2 separate regions of the Homo sapiens genome follow, and region 2 is linked to region 1. The links are chromatin contacts, found by Hi-C or POLR2A ChIA-PET in ENCODE. All regions are on one chromosome and are shown on one strand. The core of a region is the stretch at or near the end of the contact, and the rest is flanking DNA. Distances in the headings are between cores, read along the strand shown. Region 1 overlaps PPP1R16B (protein phosphatase 1 regulatory subunit 16B). Region 2 overlaps PPP1R16B (protein phosphatase 1 regulatory subunit 16B).

What was found. Hi-C counts contacts between places; a loop is a spot of excess contacts on that map. ChIA-PET counts read pairs that join two places held with the same protein, here RNA polymerase II (POLR2A). Pooled maps may share reads with other maps.
Region 2: a map of endothelial cell of umbilical vein shows a loop between it and region 1 (5-fold over the local background). The contact joins two enhancer-like sites. A Hi-C loop is called at or near these places in 9 of 168 maps with a recorded cell type or tissue (GM12878, endothelial cell of umbilical vein, heart left ventricle and 4 more), 4 of 37 single-sample maps with no recorded cell type and 17 of 50 pooled maps. POLR2A ChIA-PET finds 5 or more read pairs at or near these places in 21 of 52 experiments (CD4-positive, alpha-beta T cell, CD4-positive, alpha-beta memory T cell, CD8-positive, alpha-beta memory T cell and 16 more).

Annotation. Positions count from the first base shown.
Region 1 is chr20:38,824,956-38,831,578 of GRCh38, reverse strand. All of the region lies in intron 1 of PPP1R16B (protein phosphatase 1 regulatory subunit 16B), which reads right to left. Among named protein-coding and RNA genes, the nearest start is that of PPP1R16B, 23 kb to the right of the region's middle. Within about 2 kb of position 2,849, at least 4 of the 41 ENCODE cell types and tissues checked have a DNase peak (open chromatin) inside an H3K27ac peak, as active enhancers do.
Region 2 is chr20:38,868,632-38,875,254 of GRCh38, reverse strand. All of the region lies in intron 2 of PPP1R16B (protein phosphatase 1 regulatory subunit 16B), which reads right to left. It also overlaps the pseudogene RN7SL116P. Among named protein-coding and RNA genes, the nearest start is that of FAM83D, 54 kb to the left of the region's middle. RefSeq lists enhancers at 1,648-1,967, 3,916-4,005, 4,026-4,085, 4,214-4,784. Within about 2 kb of position 1,999, at least 10 of the 41 ENCODE cell types and tissues checked have a DNase peak (open chromatin) inside an H3K27ac peak, as active enhancers do.

The sequences.
Region 1 (6,623 bases), core at 1,600-4,099:
TACTCCCGCCTGACTGCCCTCACTAACTGACATCATTTGCCAGCTCCAATGTCATTTGAGTTTGCAAGCTCTGTCTTAGGCAGAATGAGACAGCAGTTTCCAAATAACCAGAGCTCCACTCTGAACAAGAAAGGAAAGAGAGCCTGTGAGTCTCCCCAACACACAGCAGGGTGAACACAGCAGCTAGGCGGCCCCAAGACAGGGCACTGGCCTGGGTGCTGGGGCAGCCCACGGCAGCCAGGTTCCAATGGGCTGCAGACTGGCCTCCTCGTGAGACCCAGAGGGTGATGGGAACACAGCCCAATGCCAGGATCTGGGAGAGCAATGGTTATCATCAACCCTTAAAGGGGACCCCCAAGGAAGACCTCATTTGGAGGAACAAGGAAGTACAAGGAAGCAGCTGTGTGCACCCCAAGAACAGACACCGGCCTCTAGAGCTGTCCAACAAGCAATTCGACAAAGGTGCTCGTGGTCAATGGCTGTCTCAGGAGGTGGCAAGTTCCTCGTCACTCACTGGAGGATAAAATGTCCACCCGTGTCAGATTGGCCTAAGTATTCTGTGAGATGTCTTTCAGCCCTAAGATCCTGAACACAGTTACTCATTTCTTCATTATTATGACTGATCACCTCTGAGTGGAAGGTACCAAAAACATGCTAAAAGTAAAGAGTAATGGTACCAATCACTTGCGCTGTTACAGCACTTTATCCCTTTCAAAGAACTTCCCCAGCCATCATCTCAGCCAAGTGCTTCCCTAAGTGTGGAAGGAGAATCCATTCCAAGGAAATTTTCAAAAGTACAGGAACAAGCCTTGACGTAACATGGACCCACACAGAGAGCAGGGTATATAGGCTTTTCACTTCTCTTTTAATCTTTCAGACTTTCTCCAGAGAAAAGTGTCAGTCCAATGCTAACAGACCCTTAACATCTTTATAACTATGCCAATCCTCCTTCAAAACAAAGAGAAAGCAGGCCTCAGCTCCTGGCCTGGGCAAGCCACTGTATCTAGGATAGAATGTAATAACATTGTTTTGTTTCCTGTGGATTTGTTTTCACAGTTACTGTTTGTTTATGGTTGTGATATAAAATTTCCTTTTTAAACAAATCTATTTCAGTTGGAAATAGGAAGTTGATAGTAAAGAAAAATTTAATGACAATGGCGTTTAGTGTTGGCAAAACTTATAAGTGACTGATATTTGGGAAACCCATCTTGCCATTGATCTTCGTGGCAATAATCTTACAAGAGAAGCACTCATATAAACTCATTATTTTGTTTGACAAATATTTAGGTGGCATCTACCACATGCCAGGCCTGTGCTCAGGGCTAGAGAGGCAGCAGGGTAAAGGCAGACACAGTCCCTGTGCAGTGGATGGATGGCACAGACACATGGGAGTGGGTGACCTGCTCCAAGGATACAGAGGCTGAGCAGTAACTAAACCTGGGGCCTGACTCACAGCACAGTGCTCCCTCCATGGGCCCCAGGGTGGCAGGCCCCAGGCAGACAGAAGGCACCACTGCAGTGTCCTCCCTACTCCCAGCAAAGGAATTAAGGGCAGTTGCCCAGCTCCCTGGAGAAAGGTGAGAACAATGTCTCCCAAGGGCCAGTAAAAGGGGCCAGAGGCATATTTTCTCTGACTTGGCCCTCCCCGCGAGCCCCTCCCACCTTGCCCCTCTGGGTTCCTTGGAGCTGGGGCTCGAGGACAGCTCCCTCTTGATTACTGGTTTTCAGGTGACCTAGTTTCCCCCAATAGACCCGCACACCTCCTCCCACCCCCGTCTGAGAAATCCCTGCTTGGTCTAATTAAAGAACTGCCATGGTGCTGCAAACACAGCAGCGGGGTGGCCCCAAGACAGGGCACTGGCCTGGGTGCTGGGGCAGCCCACGGCAGCCATGGCTCCAATAGGCTGCAGACTGTCCTCCTTGTAAGACCTGGGCTCACCTATCCACACTTCCAGAGAAAGCCCCAGAGGGTGATGGGAACACAGCACAAACTGCCAGGACCTGGGAGAGCAATGGTTATCATCAAGACTTAAAGGGGATCCCCAAGGAAGACCTCATTTGGAGGAAAACCAGCTCCATGGAGACATAGCAAGCCCAGCATCGGAAAATCCAGACGGAACATCCTGCAGAGAATGGGATACATGGGCCCACAAGTCAACAGAGTGTCCAGAACTGGCAAGATATCTGTGGCAGGGATCTGTGGAGGCCAGGTCGGGTGAGGTCATCCAGGAAGTATCTGTGATATGAGAAGAGAAATCAGAAGCAAGGGGAAATAGGGTAGGGTACTTAATTTTTCTAACATCTGGGTGGATGAACCAAAATAGTTTGACTGTGGCCAGCAGGAAGTCTGAGGCCAAGGCACTTGACCCTTGGGGAAGCAGGAACAGGCCACTGAGGTGTGTTCACCTCTTCCCCTAGAGCCTTAACTCAGCCCCTCTTGTCTGACAAAGTCCGAACTCCATTCCTCTTGTTGACCCCAAAGGGAGAGACAGAGTCAGTGCATATCTGGGGAAGCAGAGACTCAGCTCCAGAGGGCTGACCCTTTAAGGGAAAGGCAAGAAAGTATGGCAGGGTACACCCCCGCCTTCCCACAACACACTTCTTTGAATAATAGCATCGCCCAAAATATGGCAGGGGAGTAGGCAGGATGTACTACAGAACTCCTCACACTCTCCACCTTCAAAAAAGAAAGAAGACTATTACAAGAGTGTTATTTGGGGGAATAAATATACCTCTGGGAAAACTACAGAGGCACTGGTTTGGTGGTGATCTGTGTATTCCCACATTATTACTCAGTGCTGGGTCCTGATGGGCCAGAGCCTGTCAGCAGCGGCCTGAGCCCAGCACAGTGAGTGGTTGAGGCTAGGCACGTGTCCTGAGTTGGCCCAATCAGAAGCTCTCTCTTCTCACAATCTGTGAACTGGAAGCACAACACACAGTTGCTCCTGGAAGCCTTGTTGCCACCATCCCTGCAGGAAGCTGGCTTTTGGATGAAACCAATGCTTGGCGGTCACCAGAGGGAAACAGGGTCCTTTAAGTAAGGGGTCTCAGGACTTCAGTTATCCAAGCCAACAAAAGCCCCTTTATTATTTGAGCCAGTTGAATTGGATGTTGCCACCTGTGGCCAAAAGCACCTTAAGAGACAGCAATGATGTTTTTAGGGGTGCAGAAATAGGGACCCCAGAGGCAACTGCTGCTTGTAGCAAAATGAATGGCCTCTTGCTGAGGCATATTACCAAATACCTCCTCTTCCCCTTACAATGGTTATTTCTTGGCTCTTCAGGCCTGAGGTGAGGCCCAGCTTTGAGGAAGGGTAGGAAGGTCAAAGCCAGGTTTCCCTGCCCACTCAGCTGGGAGAAGCGGGCCCAGGCTTTGTGACTGCTTAATTCTGGGGGAGCAGTCGGTTGACACATTTTTGGACTCAAGCCTAGTGCCTCGAGAAAAACAACATGAAGGAAGGTGAATTCAAATTTAAGAGATTTTAAAATATGAGTCAGAAAGTGTTTCAAAGTTCACACTGTTAAAAGGAAATGTGAAGATTTGTTTTCATGTTCTTCAGCTATTCTTCTCTACACAATATTGGCAGCAGCCTGGAGGAAGGCGATGGGTCCTTTTCTCCTTGTGTTTCCTGTACCATTGAGCATGAGGGAAAGAAGAAAACAAAACAAACAGTGCTGGCTTTCCTACTCCTGGGATCTCACTCGGGACCTACTTTCTCTCCTAAAGGATGTACACCCCCGCCCTCCCACAACACACTTCTTTGAATAATAGCGTCATTTTTTTTTTCCAGCATAAAGATGCTTTAACTCATGAGCAAAGAGACTTCTGGGGCCCTTGGTGCTCCAAATACCTGAATTAGAAATCAATGTTGTCTCCCCTAATCTCATTCCCATGGGATTTTTGTGGACTGACTGTCCTACTCCTGCTAGGATGAACCTTCTAGACTTTGGGCATTGCCATCATAGACAGATCTCCTGGTTTTAAATCAGTCGTGAAACTCAGATCCCCACAGGTCAACTCCGTAACTCCAATTCTCCCAGCTGTGCTCCTTCATTCAGATCTCTGACTTGTCACTGTCCCCTGAAGCCCATTGACTATAACCCCATTTAGCAGGACTTTGTGTGTGTTGGGGAGGCTGAAGGTAGAGGAGGCAGGATTCAAAAACCACACATTTAACAAGAACAAAGAGTGATGAAACAACTCATGCATCTTGAGCTTTCCCAGGAGAAGAATCATGTCATCATGTCCAGCAGTGGAACAATAACAGACCTACTGACCTCTGTCTGAACTGGCTGGGCCATATTGGGAGCAGACCAGGTGTTAACAAAAGGCAACAAAAAAGGATCGGCTTTGTTCCAGGCCTCTGGAGGGCAGAGTGAGGCTTAGGCATGGTAATATGAAGAGTGGGATCCACAGCCTGGGCAACATAGCAAGACCCCGTCTCTACAAAAATAAATTAAAATTAGCCAGGTGTGGTGGCGTGTGCCTCTAGTCCCAGCTACTTGGGAGGCTGAGGTGGGAGGATCACTTGAGCCCAGGGGTTTGAGGCTGCAGTGAGCTATGATGACACCACTCCATTCCAGCCTGAGTGACAGGACAAGACCCTGTCTCTAAAAAATAAAAATAAATCATTTAAAAAATAAATACATGAATAATTTTTTAAAAAGAACAACTAGGATCAGCCTGGCATGAGGATAAACTGTCTAACAGTGATAATTCAACAAAGTCCAGCCATGGCATGATGCTGGAGTCCCCACTACCAGGAACTCCATGGCCTTTAGAGGTCTATGGTGGGTGGTAGACGGGAATGGCCCCATGAAGGCCCATGAGCCCCAATCCTGGCCTGCAGGGGCTGGCATCGTATTGGGACTAAGCACTCTATCATGCATATCTGCACCCAGCATTTGGTAACCACCAGGCTACACAACTTGCAAGGCCCATTTTAAGCAGGTGCTGATTGATGATTTGGATTGGTTCTGCCTGTCAGGGTGAAGCCGCTCTCTCAGGCTCAGCTCCAAGAAAACTTCAAAGGAGGCCACAGCTCAAACAGGTAAAGGAATACCCATGAACACACTGGTCTTCCATGCTGAGCTTCCCCTGCAAGAACTTGAACCCAGGGAAGCCCACACACTTTTGGGTAAGTACAGCAGTGTGGAGAAGGCCGTAGGGGACAGGAACAAGGGTGCCAAGGACAGGGGCACACACAAAGCTAACATGATGTCTACAAACGCATTAGTCAGTCACAGTCACGGTGCTAAACCAAACAGCCTGTCTTCTAAAGAAGCTTATGTAATAGCTAAGCTTGGGGAAACGGGAGTCAAATTACAAACAGTTTCTCCAGGCTTGAGGGAGTGTGGTCCACCCCCTCCCTTCACAGGGAGATAAAAACTCCCTTTGCAGCTGGAGGGATCATTTTCCAAAGGAGGCCACCTGTGGCTACCGAACACACTCCTGGGTTACACAGTTATTAAATTGGGGATGGCCCTTCACATCGGGTAGGCTGGGGGTGGCCTCTAATCCCTGCCTTTCTCTCCCAGCACAACACTCATGACCAAACTTTCCTCTCTTGTGCCACCACTTAGGTTGGTGGTGGCTACTTGGTGCACTGTGAGGAGAGGGATTACGAAGCCATGTGTGATAACAGGGAGAACGTGTGTTGTGATCAATTAGCAAAGCCTGCCATGGCTGAAGAGGTGGGAAGTGGCTGCATGCACACTGAGTACGCAATTCTGTTCTACATCATCCAGTAGTTGCCTTTGTATCCACTGATTAAAATCCTTGGCTGGGCATGGTACTTTATGCCTGTAATCCCAGCACTTTGGGAGGCCAAGGATCTAGGAAGTTATCAGGTATGAGTGGAAAGGCCCTTCAAATCCCAGAATATCATCCAAACAACAGCAACAACTCACTGTGGCATCCATGGTAGATAAGCATCAAGGAAATCTCAGGTTCACATAGGAATGTTTCCAATAACCCATCCTAGGGAGCAAAGGAAGAACTGTACTCCACCCTGATAAGGTGACTAGATCCAGACTCTAGGAACTCAAGCAGAGGAGGGCAGTCCCTATTTTACTCCATATGGACGTTAGCAAGTACTTGTTCTATTACAAATTGGTCTATCTGGTTTGTTAACCAAAATGTCCCCTTATCTCCCTGATCACTAATACAATGGATTTTCTGATATCTTCTTGCATTTTACCAGGAAGATCTTCTAAAGCACTTGCGGCTCTTTTACAGTTTTTTTCTAGTTCCTACTTCCCCCTCCCAAGGCTGGCCCTGGAATGTGGGGAGACAGCATGCTGTTGGTAATTGGATAGGGTCCATTCAGGAATGGAAAAGGACCAAGGCACTGTCGCCACTGACACCCTTCCTCATCCAGGTCTGGGGATCACTGTCTTGTCCATTTGAAGCATCTTGGGCTCCACACCATTACCAGCATAAGAGGAAGGGGAACACAATTTGCTGCCTTATAAGACCACTCTCTCCATTTCAGAAACCTCAAATATCCCTAACAAGCTATCTCCTCCCCTTTAGCCAGGGATATTCTTAGCCAGTTAGGAAGTAGTTGGTATAGAATTTTTTTTGGATACAGAGTCCCACTCTGTTGCCCAGGCTGGAGTGTG
Region 2 (6,623 bases), core at 750-3,249, 45 kb before region 1:
AGGGCTTCTGGAACCCTCTGTTCCTGGCTCAGAGAGGACCAGGACAGGATGTAGGTAGAGTGATGTATGGGACTTGGGAGCCATTTGCTGAAAATGTCCTGAGCTCTCGGACCTGCAGGATGGATCATTTGCTGATGCTCCCAGCAATAGACAAAAATGCCATGGTCTTCAACCCTCGTATCCTCACAGCTCAGCCAGATGTGGGAACAGACAGCAGATGCATATCAGCATCTAACAAGCCTGCGATAAGAAGAGCTCATGTTTACTGAGCACTTGCTGTTGCCCAGCCCTGAGTCTAGCATGTGTAGGAAATGATCTCATTTAATGCTTACAACAGCCCAAGGCAAATGTGAGGCAGGCTCTAATGAGCTCCTATTTTACAGTTGGGGATACTGAGGCACAGTGAGTTTAATTAACTTGCCCCAATCTACTCAGCTGGTAAGAGGCTCCAATACCCCCACACTTGACCCATGCTTGCTCCACCATGAGAATGTATGAGAGAGCCAAACTTGACCCCAGGTTTTAAGAGTTGGGGATCTGCATGCAGCCCAAAGCCTTCCTGTTTCCTCTTCTGCCAGCAAGCCTAGTGCCAGGCTCTGAGCCCAAGGGATGAAAGGGCCAGTCTGACCTTTGCTCCAACCACTTCCACCCTGGAGAGAAGCCATCAAAGCACACTGTTGGGGAATATGCAGTCTACCTAAGCATTGCACCTGGTATGAAGACACACGTGTAGTGGTTCAGAATTCAGACCCCACCATTTCCCAGTGGTTTGATCTCAGATGTGTCATCTCCTCTATCTGAGCCTCAGTTTCCCCATCTGTAGAATGGGGACTATAATCTCATAAGGTTGTCTGAGAATTAGATTATAAAGTGCTGACCATAGTGTCTGGAATGAGTAAAGTGTTTAGCTACTAGCTGGCTCTCCCCTACCCCACCTCCTGGCTCCAGCAGGCACCCCTCAGGAATGTAGGGCCCAGTCTTCAAGCTCCAAGACAACAAATAGCAGCACCAGATACAGTTATCTTTGGAGATCTGTGGACTGACTACAAGATAAGGCCAAAGGGCAGTTTGGGCATTGTGGTCAGTCTCCAAGATGCCACCCAAGTACCCCAGCCTCCTAGGATTCACCTTCTTGTCCAGTTCCCTCCCCCAGTGAACAGGGCTAATGTGTCACCAATAGGATGGAGTGTGCCTTGTGAGTCTGGGTCATAAAAGATGTTTCAGCTGGCCAGGCACGGTGGCTCATGCCTGTAATCCCAGAACTTTGGGAGGCCGAGGCGGGCAGATAACCTGAGGTTAGGAGTTTGAGACCATCCTGGCCAACATGGTGAAACCCTGTCTCTACTAAAAATACAAAAATTAGCCGAGTGTGGTGGCACATGCCTGTAATCCCAGCTACCTGGGAGGCTGAGGTAGGAGAATCGGTTGAACCCAGGAGGCAGAGGTTGCAGTGAGCTGAGATCACGCCAGCCTGGGCAACAGAGTGAGACTCCATCTCAAAAAAAAAAAAACAAAAAAAAGATGTTTCAGCTTCTGTCTTGCCCCTTGGATCACCTGTTCTGGGAAAGCCAGCTGTCATAGTGTGGACTTAGCAGTCCTGTGAAAAGACCACCAGTGAGGGAGTGAGGCCTCCTGCCAACAGCGTGTGAGCGCCATCTTAGAATCAGATCCCCTAACCCAGTCAGGCCTTGGCCCACATATTGACGACAGCCTCCTGAGAGACCCTGAGCCCAAACCACCCAGCGACCCCGGGTTCCTGACTCACAGAAACTGTGAGAACACAGACATCTGTTGTTACTTTCACTTAACACCTTTTGGGGTGATTTGTTACGCAGCATACATAATGAGTGCCCCCAGAGAAGAGGCTCAACAGGAGGAAGTGGTCTCAAACCTGAAGGCATCACGCTGAGCTGGGCACCACGAGAACCGAAGAGCCCAGGCCTCCCAGACGTCTCAGAACCCAACCTCCCCCTCACCCACAGCCAGTCAAGTTTCCGTTAACCAGGGAAATTCTTTGCTGAACCCCACAGCTGACTAAGGGTTTCTATTTCCACCCACAGTGCAGAGAACCGTCCACATTTGTCACTCATCACCCAGGTCTGTTTCTTGTTCTGGGAGCACAGCCCAGGCTTCCCCACCGTGTGAGGATGGAACTGGGTCCTGACGCACCCTCCTGAGCTAAGGGTGCCACTGCCCTGGCAGGAGAGGTGGGACGGAGGTGGAAACCCCTGTCCTCAGCAGCCATGCACAGTTTTCTGATCAGCAGGGGAGTTTTGACCTGCTCTGTTTCCGACCTGGGCCACTTCATCCCTCCTTAGGCACCCTGATGGTCCTCCGCTCCCGGGAGGTCACCATATTAATGCCAAACTTAGTGCCGACACCCGATCAGCATAGCGCACTACAGCCCAGATCTCCCAGACCCAAGTGATCCTCCTGCTTCAGCCTACCGAGTAGCTGGGACTACGGGCATGCGCCACCGTGCCGCACACCCACAGTTTTCTAAATCACAAACCTAAGTGCTCCCCTCTCTCCTTCTCAGAAACCTCTCCTGGCTCCTCTCTGCCTTCACAGGGTTCGTGGTCTAGCCCAGTGGTTCTCAGTGATCCCTGGACCAGCAGCAGCAGCAGCACCTGGGAATTTGCTGGCAATGCAAATCCGGTGGCCCTACCCCAGCCCTGCTGGATCAGGAACCCTGCAGGAGGGGGGTGTCTAACAATCTACGCTTTAACAAACCCTGCCAGTGATTCCAGTGCACTGTCAAGTTTGAGAATGGTGTCTCCAGCTTCCTCTCTAACCAGTCTTCTCTGCCTCCTGCGCTCTAGAAATGCCCAACTCCTCTCTCCCTCCTTTCCCGCTCCGCAAATGTTCGCCAGGCACCAACTCTGCACCAGGTGCAGGGCTACAGCAGTGAACCAGACAGACGCCAGTCTGCCCTCTCAGAGCTTGCAATCTGCTTCCCTAGTCTGGAATGCCCTTCCCTCCTTCCTCCAAGCAGAGTCTCTGCCCAGCCGTCACACCCAGTGCAGGAGGCATTCAATAAACATTAGGTGAACAGTAAGTGAGCAAATGATTAAATGACTGAAGGCACCACCCGGTGAAGTCTTCCTTGACTCTGACTTAAGTGCCCTCAGCAGGCTCTGTGCACCTCAGTCAGAGTGCCTGCCACCCTCCACGGTGTCCAGGGCTGGGGAGCACTTGAAATGTGCATAATCCAGATTGAGACGTGCTAGGGGTGACCTTGAAGATTTAGTGTGAAAAAGATATGTAACATACCCATTAATATTTTTATACTAAATACATATTGAAATAATGTTGAGTTAAATAATTATTCAAATTAATTTCACCTGTTCCTTGCCTGCTTTACTGGAACTATTAGAACATTTAAAATTACATATGTGGCTTACATTATTTTTCCATTGATCAGAGCTGAGCTAGATTGTAAATACTTAGTTACATTACCATGGGCACACCTGCACCCACAGTCACATGACGATGAGCTCTGTGAGGGTATCTCTGCCCATTTATCTTCCCTCCGTCCCTCCCTCTGTTCCTTCCCCTTTCTTTCCCTCCCTCCCTCCTTCCTTCCCTCCCTCCCTCCCTTCCCCTTTCTTTGCCTCCCTCCTTCCTTCCTTCCCTCCCTCCTTCCTTCCCTCCCTCCCTCCCTCCCTTCGTTCCTCTCTTCCTTACTCTCTACCTCCCTACACTCCTCCTTCTCAATCCTTCCCTTTCATCCCCCTTCTCTCTCCTTCTTCCCACAGACATTGATTGAACATCTGTTCTTGTATCCCTCCATGAAGCTTGGCACAAAGCAGGTGTCCACAATGTTTGCTGAATGAATAAACCAATCCTCAGAATGCATACTGGCCCAGAGGTGACCCTGAGGGCATTTGCCTCCTATTGAATTCCCCATACCTGCTTGTTTGAGTGCAGGTTTCCCATTTCATTTCAAAAGGAGCCAAATTCCAAAGATGTTCTTATGTAACATGGGGCTGGGGTCAGTTTTCTTCTTGCATACGGGGTTCATGTGCGCTCAGGTACTGGGGCCAGGACTCTGTGTACAGGACACCTTGTTCTCAAAGCTCCAGGAGGTTGGCCAGGGCGTGGGCTTGAGCTTGCGGCTTTAGGGTCAAGCTCTCTAGTGAGAGGAGGGCACCAGGCTGAGCTATGTGCTGCCTCACCCACACCTCCGAGGTCCTGGGATGATGAGGGTACACACGGGTCAGGGAGATGCAGGCATCCGAGCCCTGTTTAAAGGTGCAGCTGCGGTAAACTGGGGCCCAGGTGTGAATCACTGCAGGACTGCAGTAAACTGGGGACTGGGTGTGAATCACTGCAGGAATTACATGCCTGCTTCCTGATAAGTCTCCGTCACAGCTGCCACTAACCACGCCCCAACCCTCCAGCCCTCCAGTTTGAGAGGCTGCAAGACACTAGAATGAGCCACAATATCCCAGCCGAGCTGCCTCTTGGAGCTGAGAACGCAGCAAGGAAATTGGCCCAGAGTCTGGCCCTTCATGTCTCCGGTCCTGCTTGCAGCTAAGACAAAGTTGTGGCCCCTACAGTATGGGCCATCAGCCAGCAGGAGCATCCCTGTCCCTTCCCTTCCCACTGTTTCACACCTTCCTAACTTTGCACTGAACCACCAGAGGCTTTCACTGCCCCAGGGCCCCTGCTTGTGCTATTTTGTTCTGCCTAGAACACTCTCCTCTAGCCCAGCCTCCCCATCCTTCTGCATGGCTGGCTCAGTTCTCATCCTTCAGGTCTCTTAAGTGTCACCTCCTCAGAGGGACCCACCTGACTGGCCTTCCTATACACACACTGTCCCTCTGTTCCCTATCAAAGCACCTTGCTTACTCCTTCACAGCATTTAGTCAGACTTTTAAATGGTAGGTTATGTGTATGTGGACTTGTAGTTTCCCCCTATAGTTTATAAACCCTACAAGGACAGGGACCTTTTCTATTTACTTATAAATGAGTCCTGGCACACCACAGGTGCTCAATAAATTTTTGCTCTGCAGGCCGGGCGTGGTTGCTCACACCTGTAATCCCAGCACTTTGGGAGGCCAAGGCGGGTGGATCACTTGAGGTGAATCACTTGAGGTCAGGAATTCAAGACCAGCCTGGCCAACATGGTGAGACCCCATCTCTACTAAAAATACAAAAATTAGTCAGGCATGTTGGTGGGCACCTGTAATCCCAGCTACTCAGGAGGCTGAGGAAGGAGAATTGCTTGAACCCAGGAGGTGGAGGTTGCAGTGAGCTGGGATCGCGTCACTGTGTTCCAGCCTGGGCGACAGAGAGAGACCGTGTCTTAAAAAAAAAAAAAAATAAATAAATAAAATTTTTGCTCTGCAGTGAAGGCAGGCAGACAGGTCCATCTTTATGTGGCAGCGGGATGGGGGTGGGGCAGGGATTTGCAGGGGAGGGGGTTAATGAACTGCCACTTTTGCCTTAAGGAATCCTATCTTCCCCTTTAATATATTCCATAGGCCAGGACATGACTTTCCAGGCCCTCAAACCACACATCTAAAAAATCTTCGCATATAAGTTGAGCAAATGAAGGCTCACACAGGGTCCATACTATGTGATTCCACTTGCATGACTTTCCAGAAAAAGCAAACTAACAATATACTTCACACCCACTAAAATGACTATAATTTCTTTAAAAACAGACAATAACAAGTGTTGATAAGCATGTGGAGAAACTGGAACCCTTGTACACTGCTGGTGAGGATATAAAATGGTGCGTAGCTACTGTGGAAAACAGTTTGGCAGTTCTCCAAAAAGTTAAAAATAGGCCAGGCGCGGTGGCTCACGCCTGTAATCCCAACACTTTGGGAGGCTGAGGTGGGTGGATCACCTGAGGTCAGGAGTTCGAGACCAGTTTGACCAACATGGTGAGATTCCATCTCTACTAAAAATACAAAAATTAGCTGGGCATGGTGGTGCACGCCTGTAATTCCAGCTACTCGGGAGGCTGAGGCACGAGAATCACTTGAACCCAGGAGGTGGAGGTTGCAGTGAGCCAAGATCGTGCCACCCGCATTCAGCCTGGGTGACACGTCAAGACTGTCTCAAAAATAAATAAATAAAAAAAAATAAAATGGCTAATTTTTTATGTGCATATCACCTCAAAAAAAAGACAAAAAGGAAAAAAATAGCCTTTAGTGGGGAAAAAAACCATCAGAACAATAGCTGCCTGGAAGAGCGTAGGGGATTGACTGGGAAGGGACACAGGGGAACTTTTTGGACTGATGGCAGTGTCCTAGAGAAATATAACATAGGCCACATATGTGATTTGAAATGTTTTGTTAACAACATTTAAAAAATAAAAACAGGTGATATTTTAATGATATATTTTACCTAATCCATATGTCCAAAATATTATAATTTTATCATGTAACCAGTATTTCATAATTCTGCCTCTTGACTGCAGTGCTGGTCACACAAATCTGCTCCTGCCATCAAAGATTTCACAGAGCCAAACACACACATCCATACACAAATGAATGCATATAAAACTGGCAAAATCTGGATCCAATTGGTGAACCGTATCAATGTCAATTTACTGGTTGTGATAACATATATTAGTTTTGCAAAATGTTACCATTTGGGAGGCTGAG